Linked DNA regions of Homo sapiens: region 1 is linked to region 2. Evidence: chromatin loops called from intact Hi-C (ENCODE). Cell type or tissue: heart right ventricle. All regions are shown on one strand. Links, peaks and the distances in the headings refer to the core of each region. The heading gives the core; the rest is flanking DNA.

Region 1 (5,383 bases), core at 211-5,210, 210 kb after region 2:
CAGGTGCGCACAACCATGCCCAGCTAATTTTTGTATTTTTAGTAGAGACAGGATTTCACCATGTTGTCCAGGTTGATCTCAAACTCCTGATCTCGTGATCTGCCTGCCTCAGCCTCCTAAAGTGTTGGGATTACGGCGTGAGCCACTGTGCCTGGCCCAGGGCCCTTTCTAAGAAGGGCAGCATGGCGCAGTGGAAAGAGCCCAGGCACTGCAGCTAGAACTACCTGAGTTTGCAACTCTATTTAGCTACATACTAGACTCACTTTTGGATGATTCTTGCGGTGCTCTGAGCCTCAGTTGCCTCATCTGTAAAATGGGAATGATACTACTTCTAATGCTAGGAACTATTGAGAGTTCCTATGAGTCAAAAAGCACCTAGCACATAATAGACCCTGAACAAAGGTTTCATCTCGCCTTATTAGAGGGCTTACGAAAAACCTCCTCTCCTTGTCTTCTCTTTTCAGCCTCTCTCTTTATCTACCTCATAAAAAAAATAGTTTTTTTAAACTTCATTTCTGTTTCTCCCCAAGCATATTTCTCACATGGTGGAAGATAGCAAATTAGGCCTTGTGCATGGTAAGAAAAGCTTCTCTTCCAGAACAATACCCAAACAGAGACTAGCGTCATGTGATACACTTTGGAAAACCCACTGGGATTAATTTAAACTTCTAACACTACTTGGAAAACAGCATTTGGCTTCAGAATTGACTTGAGATTTTTCACGTATAAAGTTTACCAATTTCATGATAATTTGGTCACTTTTCTCACAACATCAGAAAGCTACCGTATAGTCCTACACATACTGACCTCACTAGTGGGAAAATGAATTTTCTCCACATTAGAGGAAGGTGAGGCTCTGTGATGTATGGGGAGTGCTGAGGCTGTTCCCTAAGAAGGCCTCTCAGGGACCCACTAGCCCAGAATAGATGCTGGGGGAAGAGGCCCCCAGAGCTCCCAGCCCCTGCAGCTACAACTCACGTCCCAGGTTTGTTGCTTTTGCATCTCTGCTTCCTACTGAGGAGGAGGTTCAGACCTCTGCCTGTGCTCCAGCAGGTCATCCCTGAAGGGCAGGGCCTGAGAGAGGCTGAGCGGATAAATGCTTCTGCTAAAGCTTTAGCACCTGGGGTCTCAACAGCTCACCTTCAGCTCCAGGAACACTTCCAGCAGAACAGATGTTTCCATGAGAAGCCGACGGGTGTTCTTTTTCCCAGTTACCCTTCCCTGTGTCATTTTCCAGGAATCCAAACTTGTAGAGACAAAGTCTGAGTGGTAAGAGCGTGTGCCACAGATTTTTCCTTGTATGGAAACATCCAACTCAAACCCACCTTTATTTATGAGGGAGTCGCTTCCTGGAGATGCACCCTGCCTGTCACATCAAATCGACCTGCTGGATGAAATACGTGGTGAAGGGGCCCATGGACACATGGTCCGTTAGTTCTGGAAATACCTCTCCTGGTGCCTCCTCTTCTCTGTGGAGAAAACACCTTCCCTTGCCAGTGTCTCAAGAGTTTACAAATATTTTATTCATTCTTGCCACATATGAAGGACTTCCCTCCTGGTCTACAATCTAGCTTTGCAAACTAACTTTTCCTTTCCTCCTTCTTCCTTTCTTCTCCCTCCCTGCTTCTCCCTCTCTCCTTCTCTTCCTCCCCTCCTTTTTTTTTCCTGGAGAAAAACATTCCATTTAAACAAAGTAGGAAAACAGAAGACCCAGTGAAATTGAATAACAAGGGGCCCCACTGTGACATCCCAAACCCACACTGCTGAGATAGGACTTCTTGGCATGGAGAGTTAATAGGAAAATGATGATCTTAAATGAGTTAAGGACAGAGTCCAGGAAGGCTGACTGTCGAAGCACGCTGCTGGCCACTTCTGTCTTCACAGGGTGGGGAGGAGAAAGTGTAGGAGTGGTTTGGGATGGTAGCAATTTAGAGGAGGCCGAAGGTGGGGTGGCTGGTTTTCTCTTTTCTTTTCGCTAGCCCTTGAGTGTGGGACCTCCTTGCTTCCTTGACAGACTGTTAGGCTCATCTCTTTTATGTAATCCTGCAAGCCAGGATGGCTGTGGCTGCAGAGGGCATGCTGCCCTTCCTCTCTTCTCTTCCCTGCCCCCACTTGTAGGAAAAACAGGGGGCATGGGGAAAGGCAAGACATCATCTGCAAGGACTCCATGCAGTCCTCATTATTGTTGTCATTTTAAAGCACATGTTTGCCTCTTGTAGAGAAAACTTTTACCCAGCATTGCAGTGTGCGATGCCTCTGTATGTCTTCACATTTGTATCATTAAACTCAGTGACAGGGTGATTGGGAGCTCTGTGCCAACCCCCAGATGACAAAGAACAAGCCTGGCACCCTAGTCTAAAGAACATGAGGTCTGCCGGGCATTCAGACAGGTGCAGCTGACAGCCAGCTACACAAGACAGAACCAGATAAGGGTGTAAAGGAGGCGTGGGCACCACCATGTGGAGGGAGTGATGTTAACTTAGGTCTTGGGTGGTCTGCAGAAGGAACTTTCACTAGCTTGAGATGGATGCGTTTTCCAGATAGGGGAAGCGATGCCAGCAAAGAAGTACAGTGTGCCTGGAGGGAATCACTAGAATGTGGATGGGCTGGGGATGGAGGCACTTAGAAGGGAGATCTGGCAGGGGACGGAATGGTGAGAGGCACAGACTCCAGAGCCAGGCTGCCTGGGTCCAACTCCCAATCCTGTCACTTAATAGCTAGGTGACCTTGGGAAAGCTACCCAATCACTTTCTGCCTCAGTTTTCCCCTCTGTAAAATGGTAATATAGTACTTCCTTCAGATAGGTCACGTCTTCTCATATTATTGACCATATATACTAATTATATAATTATAACATAGAAGTCTATATAGTTAACTATTAAACAGGAGTTAACGATTACACTCTGCTATGTAGGATATTATCGTAGCTATTATTATTTGATACATTGTTTGCATGGGGTCTCACATGCCAATTTGATGAATGTGAATTTATTCTATAAGCAACGGAGAGACATGAAAGGGACTCAAGGTACATTTTATATGATCTGACATGGTTTCCAGCAAATAGATCTGGCAGCTATATGAAGGCTAGGTGGGAACAGGCAAGGCTGGCTGCAGGAAGACACATCGATGTCTCTTTCAATCTAGACAGGGCCTCGCCCAGGGCTGCAGCAATCTTCATGGAAAGCAGGCTGTGCATGAAATGATGGTGATCATATGAGCAAGGCTTCACAGTGAATCAGTTTGGGAATCTTGGGAACAGGGACTTACTGAGTTCAGAAAATGCATCATGCAATGTGAAGTTCAGGACTGCATGAGTTTTAAATATATATGTGTATATGCGTATATAAGTATGTATGTGAAAATATATACATAAAGTCTTATAATAAATATAGGCAGTATTATGACATGCCACACATTTATGGTGTGACTGCCTTTGCTTCTGTGTGATACTGAGGCAGTCTATTCCTGAGCCCGACAGCCACCACTCTTCAATAAAGACTCATCCTCCCTAATAGAATACTTGCCCGCACTTTCCAAATGGTAGGCAATCCAATGAGGATTGAAATAAGTGTTTTAAGAAAACATTTTTAAGAGTTTCAGTATGTAAGGACTTTGTGTTTTACATCTAGGTATCTTGTATTTTCAAAGGTTATTTTTAATTGGCATTGCATAACCTGCTACTGATTGATTCCCCAAATTCATATTCAGCTTATGTCTGTAATTAGGTGAAGTTGAACCCTCCCAAGGGAAGAGATGTGGTGAGCTTCCTCCACACCTGATCTCAGAAGAGCTTCGTAACTGTCAGAAGAAGTAAAGCTTTAAAAATGTGTGTGCACATCAGCATGGTGCTTGTAGGTTAACGTGTCCTGACAATGTCAAGCTATTGATATATTGGCTTACCCAATACAGGACTTTCCCGCTAGAATGAGGGCAATTTGTTTGTCAAACTTGTAAGAATTTTAGTGACAGTTGTTGAAATGGGGGATGAGTAGATGGGGGTTCATTGTACTGATCTTTCTACTTTTAAATACTTAAAATCTTTTGTATGTGTACTTTTTTATTTTTAAAGAGAATTCAACTTTTGGAAATTGGAAGATACTGTTAGGTATAATTCCCTTAGAGAGTACATGGCATGATTTTAGGGCCATCGGAAGGACCACTTATCCAGTCTAGCCTGATGCTCTCAGCATGAGATCAACTCTGTGAGTTAAAGTCACTGTCTTTAGTTCTTTTAAAGACAAACAAGGGTTACTACCTATGAGCTTGCACAGTGCCATACAAATATTCATTCGAGGCAGCACATATTCAGTGTTTTTTGTTTCTTTCATTTTGTTTAATTACCTGGCTTCTTAGAAACCAGGGAAGTGTCTCAGGAAGTGCTCACAAGATGAATTTGGAAGTAACATAAAGAAAAATCAAGAACGTAGCAAATTTCCCAGAGTGTGGCTCTCAGAACTTGGGAGGAGAAAAGGGCCCCCCAAAAAAGAGTGAAAGAATAAATAGCTTGGATATGAAGATAAACATTTCTTATATGATTTCACCTAAAGCCAGCTCAGCCTGTATCCAGCTCCTGGGTGTAGGTAATGACTTAGGAGAGAATCGCATTGCCTTTCTCCCCTCTGCATGGGGAAATCCCAGCTGAGCTCCCCAGGGATCAGATTTAGTAGTGGGAACATTTTAAAGGTTTTGAGGGAATCTCCAAATCTGTATATTCTTACAGTGAGGAGCAGAGTTAGCATTGAATGGGGCTGTCATGGAAGTATAAATGAAGGACAAGAAGGAGAGCAAGGAGCTTAACAGCTTGGCCCTTTCTCTCACCCAGGTGCAAAGCATTAAACATTTAAAGGCTTATAATGGGTGTGTATATTAAAATGGGAACAGGAAGGCCACCTAAATTTAGATCCTACAGCCAGCTTTGATGAGGGAAAATGAAAGTCATTAATATCCTCCATGAAATTAGAAGCTATCTTTCATTCTTGCCGATTTGAGGGTGGAGGGGTATAGTTGGGGTGTTTTGTTGTTGTTGTGAATCACTGAAATTTTGACAAGAGTGCCAATGTGCATAACCATTCTTCTGAAACAGAAAAAAGAACAGCAGGTTGAAATCAAAACCATGATGAATTGTGTTTGTATATGTTGTGACTCACACACACTAGAGGCTCCCATCACATTCCCTTGTGTTACCTGTGGCCCGGGCCAGGTAGGAGTTGCATGCTTTCAGGCTTCACAGTGGTGTGTGGTCTGAGGCAGAGGCTGGGGACACAGGCAGTCCTGAGGTGCAGTATTTCAAATGGCAGGTTTGAAGATGAAGAACCCTGCACCCGAAGTCAGACAGCCCAAGTCTCAAAGGAATCAGGGAGCTTGCTATCTTAGCTGGGTG
Region 2 (5,383 bases), core at 292-5,291:
TATGCCTTCCATCCATCAACCAAGAATCGCACCTGGGCCTGGTAGAACAAGCCCAAATCCTTTCTCATAGGACAACCCTTCAAATTCTTCAAGATCGTTATCGAGTTCCCCTTCATCTTTGCTTCTCCAGACCAAACTTTTCCTGTTTTACTTTATGAGTTTATGTAAAGAAAATAAACCGAAATTAAAAATAGAATTGGACAATAATATGGAGACTGCCTATTATAGATGAAGCAGTGAGCTCAGTCCCAGGGATAAATAGGATGGAAAGCTTGGTGGCTGTCCCTAACGCATTCACAGTCTAGTGAAGAAGCCAGTGCATACGTGGAAAGAATAATAAAATGTGCTAAGTGCAGTTGCAGAGATTTAAAAAAAAAAAAGGGTGCTGTGCAAATATGATGGAGGAGACAATTCTGCCTGCAGCAGTCAAGGAATGTCTGGCAAAGGAGGTGAAGTGTGAGCTGAATCTTGAAAGGCAGATAAGAATGGGGCAGGTGACTATGGCATGGAGCTGGGTGGGGAAGTGGGGCCAGCCTCTGTGTGGTCCTCCACAAAGAGGGAGCACAGGCACATGCAAAGGTTAAGAACAGTGTGCTCATGGAACTGCAGGTCAGCCGGGTGCTGGATGCCCAAGCGGTAGGAGGAACAGGAGGAAGGAGATGACCCATGGCAGGCAGGAAGCCGCACATCTCCTTGTAGGTCCTTGTAGGTTTGCTTGACAACATGAGAACCGCTTTCCTGCTAGCCATAAAGAACCACTGGATGATTTTAAGCCTAGAAATGATACCGTCAAATTTCAATTTAGCAAAATGCATCAGGTGGCTGCATAGAGAGAAGAAGATGGCATGAGGAGACGGTGGGGGGAAACAGAAATGATCAGTGCATAGCAGTACTTAGGCAATGGAGGTGGAGAGGCAAGGTGAGGACCCACATTGTCACAGAGGTGAAGTCTCCAGGACTCCTCAGTACTTGAGTGGATGTGAGTGAAACAAATGGTCAGGAAGATTAAAAACAAAATTTTTTTTCTTAAAGACTCCAACTTTTTCAGTCATTTCATGTCATACTCTTGCCCATCTCCCCACCATTTGGTTACATGTTGATGGAAACTAGTGACCCTTCTCCCACAATTTCACTGCAACCTATTCTTCCTTGTGGTGCAGTGATCTTGCAATAATAACGATGTCACTATTTACATTGTGGTGCCGTCTTAAACTGCAATTAATTCACAGTTCCAGGCTATTAGGAACTATTGTCATAACAGCTATGGCTTCCTTTATCTGCAAATGCTGAGTTGTGAGATGTATAATTATATGCGGGAGTAATTGGTTTTAAATTTATTTTTGTAATTACACTAATTGAACATGGATGTGAATTTAAAAATATGAAGGGCATGGCATCGAGCCGGATGCGGTGTCTTCATAAGAGGTAGATGAAAGAAATGATTGTTATGAGTAGGTGAAAACAACCTTGCTCATTTGTAAAAGTGCAGTGTAAATACAATGGCCCATGTATCCCCTCCAGGTTGAATGCCAGTGTAGTACAGTTGCCAAGTGGAGTCTTCATGAGAGTTCATTTGAAACTGGACCAATGCCTAAATCAAGGGGAGAGCATCCTGGCTGCTGCTGTGACTTAAGATCGGCAGCATTCCCTTGGACCTCCCCCATGAATATTTGAAATTTCCCTAGAAGACATGCCCAGTAGCGTCTAAGCTCACCACTCTTGCATACCCAGGGCTTACGATTCCCACTATTCTTCAACTTCTAACAAACAACCATTGGTGATCTCTCCAAGCCCCACATTCGAAGATCCCAGTTGCCTTCAGTATCTGTCCAGCCCTGCCCTGGCAAACTCCGCAGCCTTCGCCTGGTGGTGGCAGTGAGTTCTAGAGAACAGAGCTGCTTAATCTCCCTTGGCTCAGCTCCTTTATATGAGCCCATCTGCTCTTCAATTCTGTGTAGATCAGAGCCAAGTCCAGGCTTTGTATAAAACACTTGGGGCCCCAGACCAGCCAAGAGGGAGGAGTAGGCAGGTTTTCTGCTGCACATCTTCCTAGACGAGCTCTACTGTATAAGCTGATAGACCAAGGATTATATCAGGCCCTTTAGTGTATCTATCAGCAGCAATGTGCCATAACCACTGAAACTCTAATAATGGCCCCCCAGGATGCATTTGTCTCCCACTTGCCAGTTCATGTCTTATAAAACCTTAGGTGTCTAGTGATAGGTGTCCAAGCATAATCGTAGGAGGATACCAGGCCAATGAGAATTGGCAGACTCATGCACTAACAAAATGCATATAGTACTTGTTTTGAAAAATAGGAAAAGAAAATCTGCTTGATCAAATTCTTTTTTTCTCTAGGAAAATGTATTGCTAAGAAAAACAAACAGGCTTTACCAAGTGAAAATAAATACCTTCAACTTTTTCCTCTTTAAGTAAATTAGGAAACAGTAACCAAGGATCCAGTTGCAGCTTTGTTCATCAGCACCATGAGCACGTACATATTATTATTGACAGAAGTCCCCTTTTGTCAGTAATAGCCGCCGTCTACTGGATGCCCACTATGAGCAGGCCATTCTCTAATCTTCCACATAGTCATGAAGATGGGCATTTTCCCATTTTGCAGATGAGAAAACTAAGGTGCAAAGACAGGTTAAGTGGCAAAGCCTGGATCTGAATCAGATCTGGCTGGCTCTGCTGCACTATGGCAGTTCAGCAAGTGAGTCTCTGGGAACCTTAGAGATGGGAAGATGGGACATGTACACATAGAACTGTGGCGCATGGTGTCATGTGGCAGGCATCCCAAGGGTGGCAAAGTGGCATAGGAGCTCAGAGGGAAACACCATTTCTGACTGGCATGAAAGCTCAGTTTGGCTGGCAAAGGGGCTGCATGGAGATGGTGAGGAACAGTCCCCAAGGTGTCCAATCACAACCTCACAAACAGTTTGCAAGCCAATCCCCTACAACACTTAACAAAGCTGTGCAAAACTGGTGCTCAGGAAATCCCTGTTGACTTAGAAGGCTCACTACCTTTCATTTCCTGACTTCCCATGTTGTGGATTCTGCCTAGCCATAGATCTCATGGCCATATGTGATTTCCAAACTCTTTGTAGGTTCGTTTCAATTTTCTGTGTTTCTTCTAGTTTCTGCAGAAATCGACATTGGGGGCTTTGTGTTTCAGAAATCAACATTGGGGTTTTGTGTCTTCCAAAAAAAAAGAAAGAAAGAGAATTAGAATATATATCACACCATATCTTACTTTGGAAAAGAATCCCCAGAGGAAAATACACTTTTAAAAATATTGCATATCCTTTATCTTAGCTGGTGAGAAAGTCTAGCTTTTCTGTGAACTTGCCAGAGAGCTGGTAAGTAAAAACAATTTCTGAATAAAATGCTTGCAATACTGAGGTGTCTGCTAGAGGGCAACATATGTTAAATAATAATGTGGCTGTTTTTCTGCAGGATGGCACAAAGATTATCTAGTTCAAAAGCAAAGTCCAGAGCCTATGATACTCAAATGATTTTTTGTTTAAAAAAAAAATCCAGGGTGACCGCTGGCGTCTCAGCTGAAAACCAGCAGCCTTTGCAGTTTTGCTATCTTTCAGGGGGTTTATAATGGATACATTTATAAGTGCCTTTGTACCCTTTCCAAAGAGCTTTACAAAATAATCTCATTGTCATTTAAAGTAGCTAAGTCTTCTCCACCACCAACTGTGAAATCCTCTCCAGAAAGCTCTATTAACTTTATTACCTGAAAACAAATCAATCAAAGAGGAAGGTGAAAGGAAAATACATCATTTAGGACAGAGAGACATGTGATGAGTGTTGTACCTCAAAGCTGCATTTTATTTATTTATTTGTTTGTTTGTTTATTTATTTGAGACGGAATCTCGCTCTGTCACCCAGGCTGGAGTGCAGTGGTGAGATCTCGGCTCACTGCAACCTCCGCCTCCCAGGTTCAAGTGATTCTCCGGCCTCAGCCTCTCGAGTAGCTGGAATTACAGGCATGCACCACCATGCCTGGCTAATTTTTTTGTATTTTTAATAGAGACGGGATTTTGCCATGTTGGCCAGGCTGGTCTTGAACTCCTGACCTCAGGTGATCCACCCACCTTGTCCTCCCAAAGTGCTGGGATTACAGGCATGAGCCACCGTGCTTGGCCCAAAACAGCATTTAATCTCAAGAGCAGACAAGGGTAGGCCCCCAGGGGACCCTATTTGTAACACTAATCAGAGGGCCTATGTTGGTAATTTTTTCCATTATCTGTGGTGCCCACATCATGTTATCCAAAGAGAGACTCCGTTGTCCAGTTTTGAAAAGGTTTTTCTGGCTGGTAATTTTAGTGCATACCTCTAAAGTGAAGCTATGCTTGGTATAAAAGTAAACATGCAAGGGATGTAGATGTTACTCACGTTGGGCCTGTTTCCCCCATGCCTTCCACTCCCCCACCCTGATAGCATACCTTTGCTGAGGAATAGGTTTGTTTCATCCTCATTTATCTAAGAAATGAAGGTTCTAAAAAATTGGCTTGTAGGCTGGGCGCAATGGCTCATGCCTGTAATCCCATCACTTTGGGAGGCTGAGGCAGGCAGATTGCTTGAGCCCAGGAGTTCGAAATTAGCCAGGGCAATATGGCAAAACCCCATCTCTACTAAAAATACAAAAAATTAGCCAGGTGTGGTGGTGCGTGCCTGTAGCCCCAGCTACTCAAGAGGCTGAGGTGGGAGGATCACCTGAGCCCCAGAGGCCAAGGCTGCAGTGAGCTGAGATTATGCCACTGCACTCCAGCCTGGGCAACTGGAATGAGACCCTGTCTCAAAACAAACAAACAAAAACCTGGCTTTTAAAGCCATCATAAATATATTTTGTAGGAGGGATTTGTCATGCCTGAAAAAGCTTCATACCTGTTCCCCTATCTCCCAGCATGCATACTTTAGCAATATCCGATCAGAAACCAAGTTTCCTACAGAAAAACCCAAGGTAGACATACAACCAAAACATTTTAAATTGTTCCCATCTGATAAAAGCACAAAGGATGATGTCTCCTTGGAAAGAGATCATGCAGAATATGGAACAGCACTGGCTCCAGAGGTCATCAGGTGACTAGCCTGTGAGGCTAGGCTGTCAGGCAAATTGGCCGTGAGCTCTCACTGTGTCCCAAGAGCACTTAAAATGTCAAAACCTTCACTCAAATTTTAGCACACAAAGTCCCACGACCCCGTTGCTGCAAATCCAAAGAGCCATATGACAGTTAGGCACTGGGCAACCTTGAACTTGGTAGGACTGATTAAACGCTAACAGCTTCCATCTGAGACCATGTCTCCCCAGGAAATGTCCGAATGGATAAAACTGTTCTCAAATCATATAGGGGCTCCCAGCTGACTC

Evidence for each region. Peaks named below come from ENCODE experiments on the same cell type or tissue, not always from the same donor. Only the 100,000 strongest peaks of a DNase experiment are listed, where the experiment ranks them.
Region 1: a loop joins it to region 2, with 10 times the contacts of the local background. A loop is called at or near these places in 21 of 110 quality-filtered maps.

The regions. Positions count from the first base shown.
Region 1 is chr6:13,118,619-13,124,001 of GRCh38, forward strand. All of the region lies in intron 5 of PHACTR1 (phosphatase and actin regulator 1), which reads left to right. Among named protein-coding and RNA genes, the nearest start is that of TBC1D7, 210 kb to the right of the region's middle. In heart right ventricle, for the core only: a CTCF peak has its summit at 2,485; a DNase peak (open chromatin) is centred at 2,403; H3K27ac peaks cover 655 bases.
Region 2 is chr6:12,908,140-12,913,522 of GRCh38, forward strand. All of the region lies in intron 4 of PHACTR1 (phosphatase and actin regulator 1), which reads left to right. Among named protein-coding and RNA genes, the nearest start is that of PHACTR1, 190 kb to the left of the region's middle. In heart right ventricle, for the core only: CTCF peaks have their summits at 1,877 and 3,407; no DNase peak of the experiment used is centred there.